Linked DNA regions of Homo sapiens: all the other regions are linked to region 2. Evidence: read pairs that join two places in POLR2A ChIA-PET (ENCODE). Cell type or tissue: K562. All regions are shown on one strand.

What was found. ChIA-PET counts read pairs that join two places held together with the same protein. Peaks named below come from ENCODE experiments on the same cell type or tissue, not always from the same donor. Only the 100,000 strongest peaks of a DNase experiment are listed, where the experiment ranks them.
Region 1: POLR2A ChIA-PET joins it to region 2 with 5 read pairs; 4 of 35 experiments call an interaction of 5 or more read pairs at or near these places.
Region 3: POLR2A ChIA-PET joins it to region 2 with 7 read pairs; 5 of 35 experiments call an interaction of 5 or more read pairs at or near these places.

The regions. Positions count from the first base shown.
Region 1 is chr2:24,901,012-24,905,011 of GRCh38, forward strand. The region is part of intron 2 of ADCY3 (adenylate cyclase 3); the gene reads right to left. Among named protein-coding and RNA genes, the nearest start is that of ADCY3, 17 kb to the right of the region's middle. RefSeq lists enhancers at 2,253-2,754, 2,755-3,254. In K562, no CTCF peak of the experiment used is centred here; no DNase peak of the experiment used is centred here.
Region 2 is chr2:24,795,881-24,799,880 of GRCh38, forward strand. It overlaps CENPO (centromere protein O), which reads left to right. Exons shown (of 8, transcript NM_001322101.2): 3 at 3,795-3,964. Among named protein-coding and RNA genes, the nearest start is that of CENPO, 4.5 kb to the left of the region's middle. In K562, no CTCF peak of the experiment used is centred here; a DNase peak (open chromatin) is centred at 1,921.
Region 3 is chr2:24,586,811-24,590,810 of GRCh38, forward strand. All of the region lies in intron 3 of NCOA1 (nuclear receptor coactivator 1), which reads left to right. Among named protein-coding and RNA genes, the nearest start is that of NCOA1, 98 kb to the left of the region's middle. In K562, no CTCF peak of the experiment used is centred here; a DNase peak (open chromatin) is centred at 1,641.

The DNA.
Region 1 (4,000 bases), 110 kb after region 2:
CCGAGATCATGCCATTGCACTCCAGCCTGGGCGACAACAGTGAGACTCCGTCTCAAAAAAAAGGAAAATGAAAGAACCAGGAATGGAAGCAGCGAGGAGGGAGCAGGTCAGAGCCGAGCAGGAAGGGGCAGGGGCACAGGATAGCGCTGGAGTCCCCAGAGCCGAGACACTGGATCCACCAAGATAGTCCAGTCCCTCCAGAAATCAACTGACGTTACACGTGCCGCAGGCAAGCTCCTCTCTAGGAAGGCCATGCATTTATTTCTGCTCCAACTTTCGGAGTATTTTCCAAGAATCACTTATGTTTAGTCCCAAACCTGTTTATGCCAGTTGTTTTTGGTATTATATTTACATAACTTAATTAAATATAACCTACACAGATAAAATATGGATGTGAAAGAAAGCGCGTTGTTTCTAAAAAAAGTAAAGTGAGTATTTTGAACATTTTTGACAAATATAAGTAGCTAGAAGAAATTGCTGTTGAATTCAAGGTAGGCAAGACAGTAACAATTTGGCCAAAAAGAAAGAACAGTAATAAAAATGTAGGGGGATTCTGTACCCAGGTTCCTTCCAAGTGACTTTTAATTCTTACTCCACTTTAAGGAAACTGGAAATGACACACAACACATCCCAGCTGCAAAAGAAGGCCATAGGAGGGGGTGGTGGCTAACACCGGTGGTCCTAGCTACTCAGGAGGTCAAGGTGGGAGGATCACTTGAACCCAGGAGCTCAAGCCCAACCTGGGCAACATAGCAAGACCTCATCTTTAAAAAAAAAAAAAAGAAGAAGGAAAAAGAAAAAGGCCACAAGGAATACCAAACAGAGTACCTATATAAAAAGGAAAGAACTTTCCCTTCAACAAAAGATTGGCAAATGACTGTATAGCTAAATGTTTTCAATTAAAACAAACTATTTAAAATACATATAAATGTATATATGTATGCACAATTTTTGTGATTCCTGTATTTTACTGACTTTTTATAAAACCTACTGAATTTTAGTAGATGGCACACATTTTAACTCTGTGTGTGTGTGTGTGTGTGTGTGTGTGTGTGTGTGTGTGTATTTGGTTTTTTTTTTTTTTTTTGAGACAGGGTCTCACTCTGTTACCCAGGTTGGAGTGCAGTGTTGTGATCATGGCTCACTGCAGCCTCAACCTCCTGGGCTCAAGCGATCCTCCTGCCTCAGTCTCCCTAGTGTCTGGGACCACAAGTGTGTGCCACCACGCCTGGCTAATTTTTTAATTCTGTGTAAAGATGAGGTCTCACTATTTTGCCCAGTCTAGTCTCGAATTCCTGGGCTCAAGCGATCCTCCCACTTTGGCCTCCCAAAGTGTTGAGATTATAGACGTGAGCCACCTTGCCCAGCCTTAGGTGTATATTTTGATGAATATGGACAAATATGTACAGCTGTGTGACTACTTCTCCAAGCAAGATACGAAAGACTGCCATCATCCCAACATGTGCCATGGTGCCCCATCCAAGTCAACTTCTCTCCCAGCCCCGTGGAGTGTCTGTTAAGGTACCATAGCTCTTACCACACCATAGTTGGCCCTTGAACAACAGGGTTTGAACCGCACAGGTCCACTTGCAGATTTTCTTTCACCTCGGCAACCCCTGAGACAGCAAAACCAACCCCTTCTCTTTCTCCTCCTCCTCAGCTACTCAACGTGAAGATGCAGATGAAGACCTTTTGATGATCCACCTCCACTTAATGAATAGTCAATATATTTTCCTGGCCAGGCGCAGTGGCTCGTGCCTGTAATCCCAGCACTTTGGGAGGCCGCGGTGGGTGGATCACCTGAGGGCAGGAGTTCGAGACCAGCCTGGCCAGCATGGTGAAACCCCGTCTCTACTAAAAACACAAAAAATTAGCCGAGTGTTGTGGCACATATTTGTGGTCCCAGGTACTTGGGAGACTGAGGCAGGAGGATCACTTGAGCCCAAGAGGTTGAGGCTGCAGTGAGCCGTGATCACACCATAAAAATTAGCTTGGTGTGGTGGCGGGCGCCTATAGTCCCAGCCACTCAGGAGGCTGAGGCAGGAGAATCACTTGAACCCGGGAGGCGAAGATTGCAGTGAGCCAAGATCGCGCCACTGCACTCTAGCCTGGGTGACACAGAGAGAGACTCTATCTCCAAAAAAAAAAAAAAAAAAAGTTATACATGGATGTTGACTGTGTGGGGGGCAGCACCCCTAACGCCTGTGTGGTTCAAGGGTCAACTGTATGCTGAAGCCATCTTTTGACCGTCTGTGCTCTCCACCATCTATCTTTTGTTGTTATTCCCCTTTTTCATGTACAGTACAATTCCCTTTTTTGGTGTACAGTTCTATGTTCTGACACACAGTCATGTAACCACTTCCACAACCGTCTGTCTCGATCTCCTCAGAGAAGACGACTTCTGACTTGCATTTGGATCTGGAAGTCTTGGCCCTGAGACCAGCCGGGTCTGCGCTTCCCGGGGGGAGCCTGGGCGCCTTCTTCACCCTCTGTTCCTCCTCCACTTTCTTTTCTATAAAATGCCAGTGACAAGAATATCCACCTCACAGAGTGGGTGTGAGGACTAAGTGACATAATGAGATAAAAAGCGCTTCAATGATCCATGCAAATGTTATTTGTAACTAGTCCTCAGAGAGTCATCAGACCCATTAGGCCATCGTGAAGGGAAGTGGGTGAGGGGCGGGGAGGAATGGGAGCAGGGGTAGGAGGGTGCGGGGGCACCATGGCAGGGCTCCAGCACGGCTCGCCAGCTGAACAGGGAGCGCCATGATCCCTTTCTTCCCTAAATGCAACTCGAAGCCTCAGGTGTTGTGCGTCACTAACCCTGCCGAGGACGAAGATTCTAAAGCTCAGGGGAACAAAGTGAGGCCATCTAGGGCCACAGGGACATCCTAACCCCAGGTTCTCCATATGAAAGGAACCGAGCTCCATGCAGCTCACATGATCTGACCTAATGAAAGGACATACCTGGCTTCCTCCACTACAGCCATGCCAGCAGCCTTCTTCACCATGTCTCCCACCCACAACCAACTCTTCACGCATTCCTCCCAAAGACGGAGCATAAAGAGAAAAGACATTAAGTGAAAGGCCATTGCCAAAATGCAAAAAGGAAGGAAGGAAGGAGACAGAGAGAGAGAGAAAGAAAGAAAGAAAAAGAGAGAGAGAGAGAAAGAAAGAGAGAGAAAGAAAAGAGGCAGAGAGAAATTTGGATCAAAAGTACACTATTCCACTATTCTAGCCGGGTGTGGTGGCTCACGCCTGTAATCCCAACACTTTGGAAGGCCCAAATGGGCAGAGAACTTGAGATCAGGAGTTTGAGGCCAGCCTGACCAACATGGCGAAACCCCATCTCTACTAAAAATACAAAAATTTGCCAGGTGTGGTGGCACATGCCTGTAGTCCATACTACTGAGGCAGGAGAATCACTTGAACCCGGGAGGCAGAGGCTGCAGTGAGCCGAGATCGTGCCCCTGCACTCCAGCCTGAGCGACAGAGTGAAATTCCATCTCAAAAAAAAAGAAAAGAAAAGAAAAAAGTACATGATTCTTTGTCTCTGTGGAGAACTTCATGTGGAAAGCATATTCTCTCCGACATTTAGAAGGCAACCAAAAAAAACGGTGACCCAGCTTGTAAGTTTCTTCTCTCTTTTTTTAAGACAGCATCTCTGTCGCCCAGGCTGGAATGCAGTGGCACAATCTCGGCTCATTGCAACCTCTGCCTCCTGGGTTCAAGCAATTCTCCTGCCTCAGCCTCCCTAGTAGCTGGGATTACAGGCATGCACCACCACGTCCAGCTAATTTTGTATTTTTAGTAGAGACAGGGTTGCACCATGTTGACCAGGCTGGTCTTGAACTCCTGACCTCAGGTGATCTGCCTGCCTCAGCCTCCCAAAGTGTTAGGATTACAGATGTGAGCCAATGCGACTGGTCAGTTTCTTCTATTTTGCCTCCTATGCGCCATTCCTCTATTGTGTTGTTTTTGCTTTTTCCCTGATTATTAG
Region 2 (4,000 bases):
AAATAGAGATTGGTGAATAAAGCAGTTAATCACGTGCTAATTATTAGGACTAATTTATTTAATTAGAATTTTGGTTTCTCACGATTATTATTGCGGTAATGTGGGTTTTTCTGTGGACATGAGCCAAGTGAATGTAATCTCCAAGAGTGTCATGCCTGGTTGTCCGTGTTTCGGTAAACATTTCCGGAGTGTTGGCCGGGCGCGGTGGCTCACACCTGTAATCCCAGCACTTTGGGAGGCCAAAGCGGGTGGATCACAAGGTCAGGAGTTCAAGACCAGTCTGGCTAACATAGTGAAACCCCATCTCTACTAAAAATACAAAAATTAGCCGGGCATCGTGGTGCATGCCTGTAGTCCCAGCTAATTGGGAGGCTGAAGCAGGAGAATTGCTTGAACCTGGGAGGTAGAGGTTGCAGTGAGCTGAGATCGCGCCACTGCACTCCAGCTTGGGCAACAGAGTGAGATTTCGTCTCAGAAAAAAATAACCATTTCCGGAGTGTTTACCATGTGTAAACACTTTGTGCTAGGGTTAAGGGATCCATGGGTGAACACAAATGCACACGGTCCCTGATTTTGGAACTTTAAGGTTCAGTGGAAAAGATAAGCAAATCAAATAATCACACTAATGAATATACAATTAAAACTATAGTGGCCGGGTGCGGTGGCTCACGCCTGTAATCCTAGCACTTTGGGAAGCCGAGGTGGGAGGATCGCTTGAGCTTAGGAGTTTGAGACCAGCCTGGGAAACATAGTGAGACCCCATCTCTTTATTTAAAAAACAAAAACAAAAAAACTATAGTATTGTCTCAGAAGGATCTTTGAGAGCTTATGAGCTGGCACCTGACCTTGTTCTGAAGGTGCTACAAAGGTTTCCCTGAGGAAATGCTGCTTGCATTGAGTGCTAACGAGCTAGAGTAGCTGCAGGTGAAGGTGGATAAGGGGCGGCTGTGGAAGAGCCTTTGGTGTGTGTGTTGGGGGTGGGGGGATCAGGTCAGTAAAGACGCTGGGCGGGTTTGAGAGCCTGAGAGGAGGCCTGTGTGGAAATGCCTAGAGAAGGAGCAGCATGATACTGATGAGGGTAAGAGAGATCCAGAGGCCAGTAGGCCTCGTAGGCAGTGTGAAGTCATCGAAAGGCTTTAGCCAGCTGGATGACACGATCCAGTTTAGATTTTGAAATATGGCTTCAGTGTATGGGCCACCTAGGAAACTTGTAATAGGCCAGAAATGGTAGTAGCTTGAACTACAATGGTGGCATTGCAGATGGGGAAAATGGAAATATTTTAGAGATACTAGGAATGTATATTCAATAGGATCTGGTAATGGATTGGGACTGGGTCAGGGAGAAGGTGTGAGGAAGAAAGTACTGGTTTACACAGCTATAGATGGATAATGGTTCCAGTCATGGAGGGGTTTAGAAGGGGAGATGATGAATTCAGTCTTGGACATGTTGATTGTCAGGTTCCTGTAAGTCTTCCAAGTAGATACACTGAGAAGGCAGGTGGATATTCTGCTTTCTCAAGAAGCAGGAGAGAGGTATAAGCTAGAGATACATATTTGTGTGGCATCGACATGTATGGCCATTAAGGCTGTGGGTACTGATGAGATTTCTTCTGGAAAGAAGAGGTCTTAGGACTGAGCTCTGGAAAATTTCAGCATTTAATGGTCAAGGAGGAGAGTAGGAGCCTTCAAAGCAGAAAGTGGGGTCAGAGAGGTAAAATGTAAGTGTCACAAAAACAGGTTGTCTGTTGTTCATCACTATGTTCCCAGTGCCTGAAATAGTACTTGGCACAAAATAGATGCTTAATAAACATCTGTTGAACAAGGCATACCAACAGGCCGCTATGCTAAGATTCAGAGGAAAAGAGGGTTTCGTGAAGGTGGTGATCAGTAGGAGCATATAGTGCTGGGAGGTGAGATAAGGGAGCTTGAAAAATGTCCTTTGGGTTCAGCAACATGGATATCACTGTTGATCTTAGAGTGGTTTTGTAAAATAATGGGAACAGAAGTGAGTTTCAAGTGGGTTGAGGTATGAGTCACAGGCAAGAAAATGGAGAAAGTGAGTACAAGTTGAGCACTGAAGATCCAAAATCTGAAATACTCCAAAATCTGAAGCTTTTTGAGCACTGACATGATGGTCAAAGGAAATGCTTATTTCCAGTTTTGGATTTTCAGATATGGGATGTTCAGCCAGTAAGTGTAATGCAAATACTCCCAATTCCGAAATCTGAAACACCTCTAGTCCCAAAACGTTCGGATACTCAACTTGCATGGACAACTCTTTTAAGTAGTTTTCCTGGAAAGGAAAGGGGAGAAAAGGGAGATAGTAGCTGAAGGGGATTTGTGGGCAAGAATAGGCCTGTGAGTGTATGAAATTGTGTGTGTGTGTATGTGTGTGTATATATATATATATATATGAGTGTGTGTTTGAAGACAGTTGAGACTTGAGCGTGTGTGGAAGGGAAATGAACACAGCAGAGAAAAGGGTAACTGATCATTTAGGGTTTCTGAGAAAGCAAGGGGATAGGCCTCAATGAGTAAAATAGGATAATTCTGCATATAGTGCGTGTCTGTTTCTATTTGATCTCACACAAATTTTTTTTTTTTGAGACGGAGTCTGTCACCTAGGCTGGAGTGCAGTGGCACGATCTTGGCTCACTGCAAGCTCCGCCTCCTGGGTTCACGCCATTCTTCTGCCTCAGCCTCCTGAGTAGCTGGGACTACAGGTGCCCGCCACCACACCCGGCTAATTTTTTGTGTTTTTGGTAGAGACGGGGTTTCACTGTGTTAGCCAGGATGGTCTTGATGTCCCGACCTCGTGATCCACCCGCCTCGGCCTCCCAAAGTGCTGGGATTACAGGCGTGAGCCACCGTACCCGGCCCGATCTCACATACTTTTTTTTAATGGTTTTATTAGCCATAAAAACCATAAGAGGTTTCTAGTCTTAATTGGATAGGTGAATGAGATAAGTTTTTGGATTCCGTCCCAAGGCAAGGAGAGAAGATTAAGGTTTTCATATATGTTCATCCATATGAACCCTACAAAATAGATGCTGGGTGTACTTAAGAAGCTCGATTAAATAAAGTCTGGGGCTTCCTTTTTTTTTTTTTTTTTTTTTTTTTTTGGAGACAGTCTTGCTCTGTCCCCCAGGCTGGAGTGCAATGGCACTCCAATGGAGTGCAGTGATCTTGGCTCACTGCAACCTCCGCCTCCTGGATTCAAACAATTCTGCCTCAGCCTCCCGAGTAGCTGGGATTACAGGCATGCGCCACCATGCCCGGCTAATTTTTTGTATTTTTAGTAAAGATGGGGTTTTGCCATGTTGGCCAGGCTGGTCTCGAACTCCTGACCTCAGGTGATCCACCCGCCTTGGCCCCCCAGAGTGCTAAGATTACAAGTGTGAGCCACCGCCCTCGGCTGTGAGAGGGCTTCTCTCCGGCCTGTGGTAAAGCTAGAGAATCATCCTTTACACACTAGAGATGTGGATTTGCGATAAACTGCAGACCTAGATAAGACACTGCTGCCTAATCAGCGTGTGATAGTTCATATCCTCTCTCGGGCTGTCTTTGAGGAGGATCCTGTTTTACATCACTCTCCAACCTAGGAGGTTGATGATCTTTGATTTCAATTGTTAGCTCCCCTGGTTTTATAAATTGACAGATATCTAACAATTCAGCTGGCCACAAAGTTCTGGTAAAAAAAAAAAAAGAGTCACCTGTTCTTCCCTGAGATGCTTCCTGTTGCCACAGTGAGAAATCCTCAGCTTCTTGTAAAATTCTCCTTTTACTCTCCTTAGGTGTTTTAGCTCACTTGGAAAGGCTAGAGACCCAAGTGAGCAGATCCCGTAAACAGTCTGAAGAGCTGCAGAGCGTGCAGGCCCAGGAAGGTGCTCTTGGAACCAAGATTCATAAACTAAGGCGTCTGCGAGATGAGCTGAGGGCTGTGGTGCGGCACCGGCGAGCCAGCGTGAGTAGAAGGGTGGTATCAGCAGTTCCTTTAGAG
Region 3 (4,000 bases), 210 kb before region 2:
TGTCCTCTCAGAGACTTTCCTTATGCTGTCTGGCTCCCAGGAGCCTCTTTTCCTAGTCCTTTCACTAGTGGCAGGGGTTATTCTTTCTCTTAGAGTCTTAGTGTCACCCTCCCCCACTGTTTTGCCCCAGAGAAATACATAGTGAAGATTCTTCCCATATTCTTCCTACTACCCTGGACCCTTTCCCGTTTCTCAGGACAGAAGGACAGGTTTCTCTTAGGCTTTCAGATGTGCTGCCTCAGTAGTGCAGCTTCATAACAGACTGGCTTTGAGGCAGAGTCAGCAGAGAAGAAAAAAAAAAAAAAGAAACTGGGAACTCCCCTCGTACTGCTCCAAACCACACACTGTAGCCCACAGATGCTTGTTTTACACCCACTAGAAAGAGGGGGTTTCTCCTGGAGTTTTGCCATGTGTGTCTGCTGCCTAATTCTGGGACTCTGCCCACCCTCAGGTCAAAGTGGTAGATAAAGGAAGGATTAAAAAAAAATAGTAAACTCACCTTCATATTGGTTATTCTTCATATTTTGACTTTCTTCTCCAACGCACCTGACATTGTTATTTTTCAGTTTTCAAGAGGTTGCTTTTAGTATTCTGCCCAGAGTTTTTAGTTGTAATTAGTGAGGGAGATAGGCTGTAAAGGGCTTATTCCATCTTGACATTCACTGAAAGTCACATTATTTCATTTTAAAAATAATTTTTGTTTTGATTTTCCCAAAATTCTTCTTGTTCCTTGACTATTATAAGAACAGATTTTTGTTGTTGTTGTTCTGTGCATATACTGGCCTCTTGTATCTCTCTCAAGATACCAATAAAGTTAGGAACATTTTATTTATTTTTGTTGCCTTACTGTATTTTCTTTGGGTCATTGTGTCTCTACTTCTACACTTTATTGCCTCTCTTGGTTTTTATTAAGTGGCCAGTGATTGTTAGCTTTCTTCTTTACAGTATTTTCAAGTAAAGGTCACAATCAGTGGTTGTCTTACTTGAATGTATATACCCATTGCTTGGCGGCCCAGGTAAAATGTAGATTCCTGGTCCCATGGACAAAAATCTGATTCAGTAAGTCTAGAGTAGGGCACATAAACACCTTAAATTCTTTTGATGCTGATAGTTGAATGATAGCCCTTGAAATCTTGGAAACTGGTGTAATTCTGTACAGCTCATTATTCCCCTTTACAAAATACTGTCTTACCCACTGAGCATCATGGCTGACCATGGGACTCTGCAGTTGGCTTCCCGCTTGCTGTGGTGAGTGAGAGGTGGGCTTTCCCTCCCCTCCCCTCCCCTCTTTGGAGACAGGATCTCATTCTGTCACCCAGACTGGAGCACAGTAGTGTGATCATGGCTCACTGCATCCTTGACCACCCAAGATCTAGGAAACTTTCCACCTCAGCCTCCCGAGTAGCTGGGACTACAGGTGCTCGCCACCATACCCATTAATTTTTCTGTTTTTGTAGAGGTGGAGTCTCTGTATGTTGCCTAGGCTGGTGTGGAACTCCCAGCCTCAAGCAATCCTCCCACTTCAGTCTCATTGGGATTACAACCGTGAGCTACTGTTCCTGGACTCATTTTTCTTATCATGCACTTGCAGAGACAAGGCTAATAGCGGGGCCCTGTCCCTCGGTTTCTGCTGTTGGAAAGGAATTTTTCTGCAGGGAGAGTTCTGATTAGTTCTGAGTTGCCTTCCTTTTTCCCCCCTCTCCGTTGAGATTGTCTTTAGCCTGCTATTATCTCCATTTCAAAGTTCACACTATAAGCCCTCAGACAAAGACTTTAGACTCATGATAAATGCTGTGGCTGACACTTACTTGTCTTTAGAGTTGTACTGGCCATCATTGGTGTTTTTTCACTCAGTCGTTTTGTGGCCTGCCCACACCCCCAGGCCCTTCTGACCTCAGGTCTTTAGTAGGAGAAGAGGTAGATGAATGGGCTCACTCTGCCATCTTAATTGAATGTCCACTGTTAATCTTAAGGTGATATTGGTTTCTAATGTGCAAGGTATTTCTGTTGAATTCTCAGATATAATAATCATCATGAAATCTGTAGTAGGATCACACCTTATGTATACTCAGGTGTGCAAAGAAAATATAGCTTCTTTATTTTTCTTATCTCTTCCTTTTGATGAACCCTGGTCACTGGATGGCCGGAAGAAGAGTACCAGACTTACTCCCATCTGGTAAACTGGGTCTTATCCAATAATTTAAATAGTTGTGTTTGGATATTTCAGCTTCTGGATACTACTCATTCAAATATTATCTCTTTCCTCAGACGTGCCCACAACAGAATCTAGACTTATGGGTTGGCTTGTGTGACCTTGTAGTGGTGGAAGCACACCAAGACCCTCAATCTATCTACTGTCTTTTCTGGTTTCTTACTGGTCTCTCCCTGGAATTGTGGCCACCGAGGTACTACCAGAACTATCGTTTGAGGTACTACCAGAACTGTCTGAGACCTGTTCTTTTTGCTCCTAGAATGCATTGTCCATCTTTCCTGGTGTCACAGATAGCCTGAAGTCTGGCTTGGCCCCCTGAGCCTGGTATTCTCTCTTCCAGGCCTCTTGCTATGGAATTACTTTATCCCTCTGGCAAAGTCGTCAATCTGTATCTTAAGTTACCTTTCCCGTACTACTTTAGAGCACACAGAAGTTTCCTAAGGTACATTTCCTAAATGTACCTTCTTCCATGGCACATGAGAAATAAGGGAGATGCCAGAGCTGATCTCACATTCCTTCTCAATCTTCCTGTGTTTCTGTGCATATATTTTGGAGTGGCTATCTCCAGCTTCTGTTGAGTAGGCATAGGGAGAGGAAAGAGGTTGGTGGTGTGTGTGTGTGTGTGTGTGTGTGTGTGTGTGTATGAAAGTGTGTGTGTGTTTGTGCGCACACGCGCCACGTGTCAGGGAAGTTCCTGGAAGGCAGTCATTTTGTACAGTCTTAGTGGGAAGTGAAGCTGACTGTTCTAGCTCCCAGATTTCCTTACTCCATCAGACATTCTTTTCTTCTGCCCCATCTGCCTGAAAGATGATGATGGGAGTATTGGTCACTTGCATCTTCTGTCTCTGTCTCACCTTTTAATCCCACAATCCTTCATCCAGAATCAGGAGTTTGGGGCTATAATTCATATTTTTTCTAATTTATATCATCTTTCTACCCTAATTGACAGGCCCCATGTTCTGACTGTCATGAGCAGAAGGGATATCTGCTCTGTACTGTGGAAGAAACTATAATCCTACTCTTTTCAATCTTGGCCAGAAAATATTAGTGTCTAACAAATTCCTTCTTTGGGAAAACCAGACTTTCAAAAACTTTTATCTTAGTGTAAAATTCTTTCTTTAATTCATAAGGTAAATATTAACTATTTCTTTCTCTTTTCATTTTTAAACTTTACCAAATATATGGATGCTACTCATAGAATAGGAGGGAAGTCAGTGGAAGGAAAAGCAAATGAGAAAAGCATGTCAGTATCTTTTCATAATCATGAGAGCATATCTACTCTCAGTACTCCCGTTTCTCAAGACTTCCTTGGCTTTTCTTACATTTACTTTTTTAATTGTAGTAGAGACTCTTACAAGATTATGCTTCTAAAACATATTATAGTTATTTGATTTGTATTAAGCTTATAACTTTGATATTTTTAATTATAGTTTTCTCAAATAGGAAAATAGTGTGTCTCTATTTTTTCAAATCTTCTCAAAATATTTATCAATAAGGTTTTATAAAATTTTGAAATGTGGATTTAATAAATATGTCTCACATTCTTTTTAGGAAATTTTTTTTCTTTTTAGTTTTTAAGAGTAAAATCCAGGTTGCAACTCAGTTTCTTCTGCCTTGTAGCTCTTCCCTGTGTGGACCCATGGCACTTTGTTTATTTGTCTTTTGTAGAATTCCTCATATTTGTGTTTACCAAACTGTAGTCAGCTCAATGCAGGGAATCAGACATTGCTTGTCTTTATTTGCCCTAGTGCCCAACAAATTCCTGCTCATGATAGGCATGGGGAAATC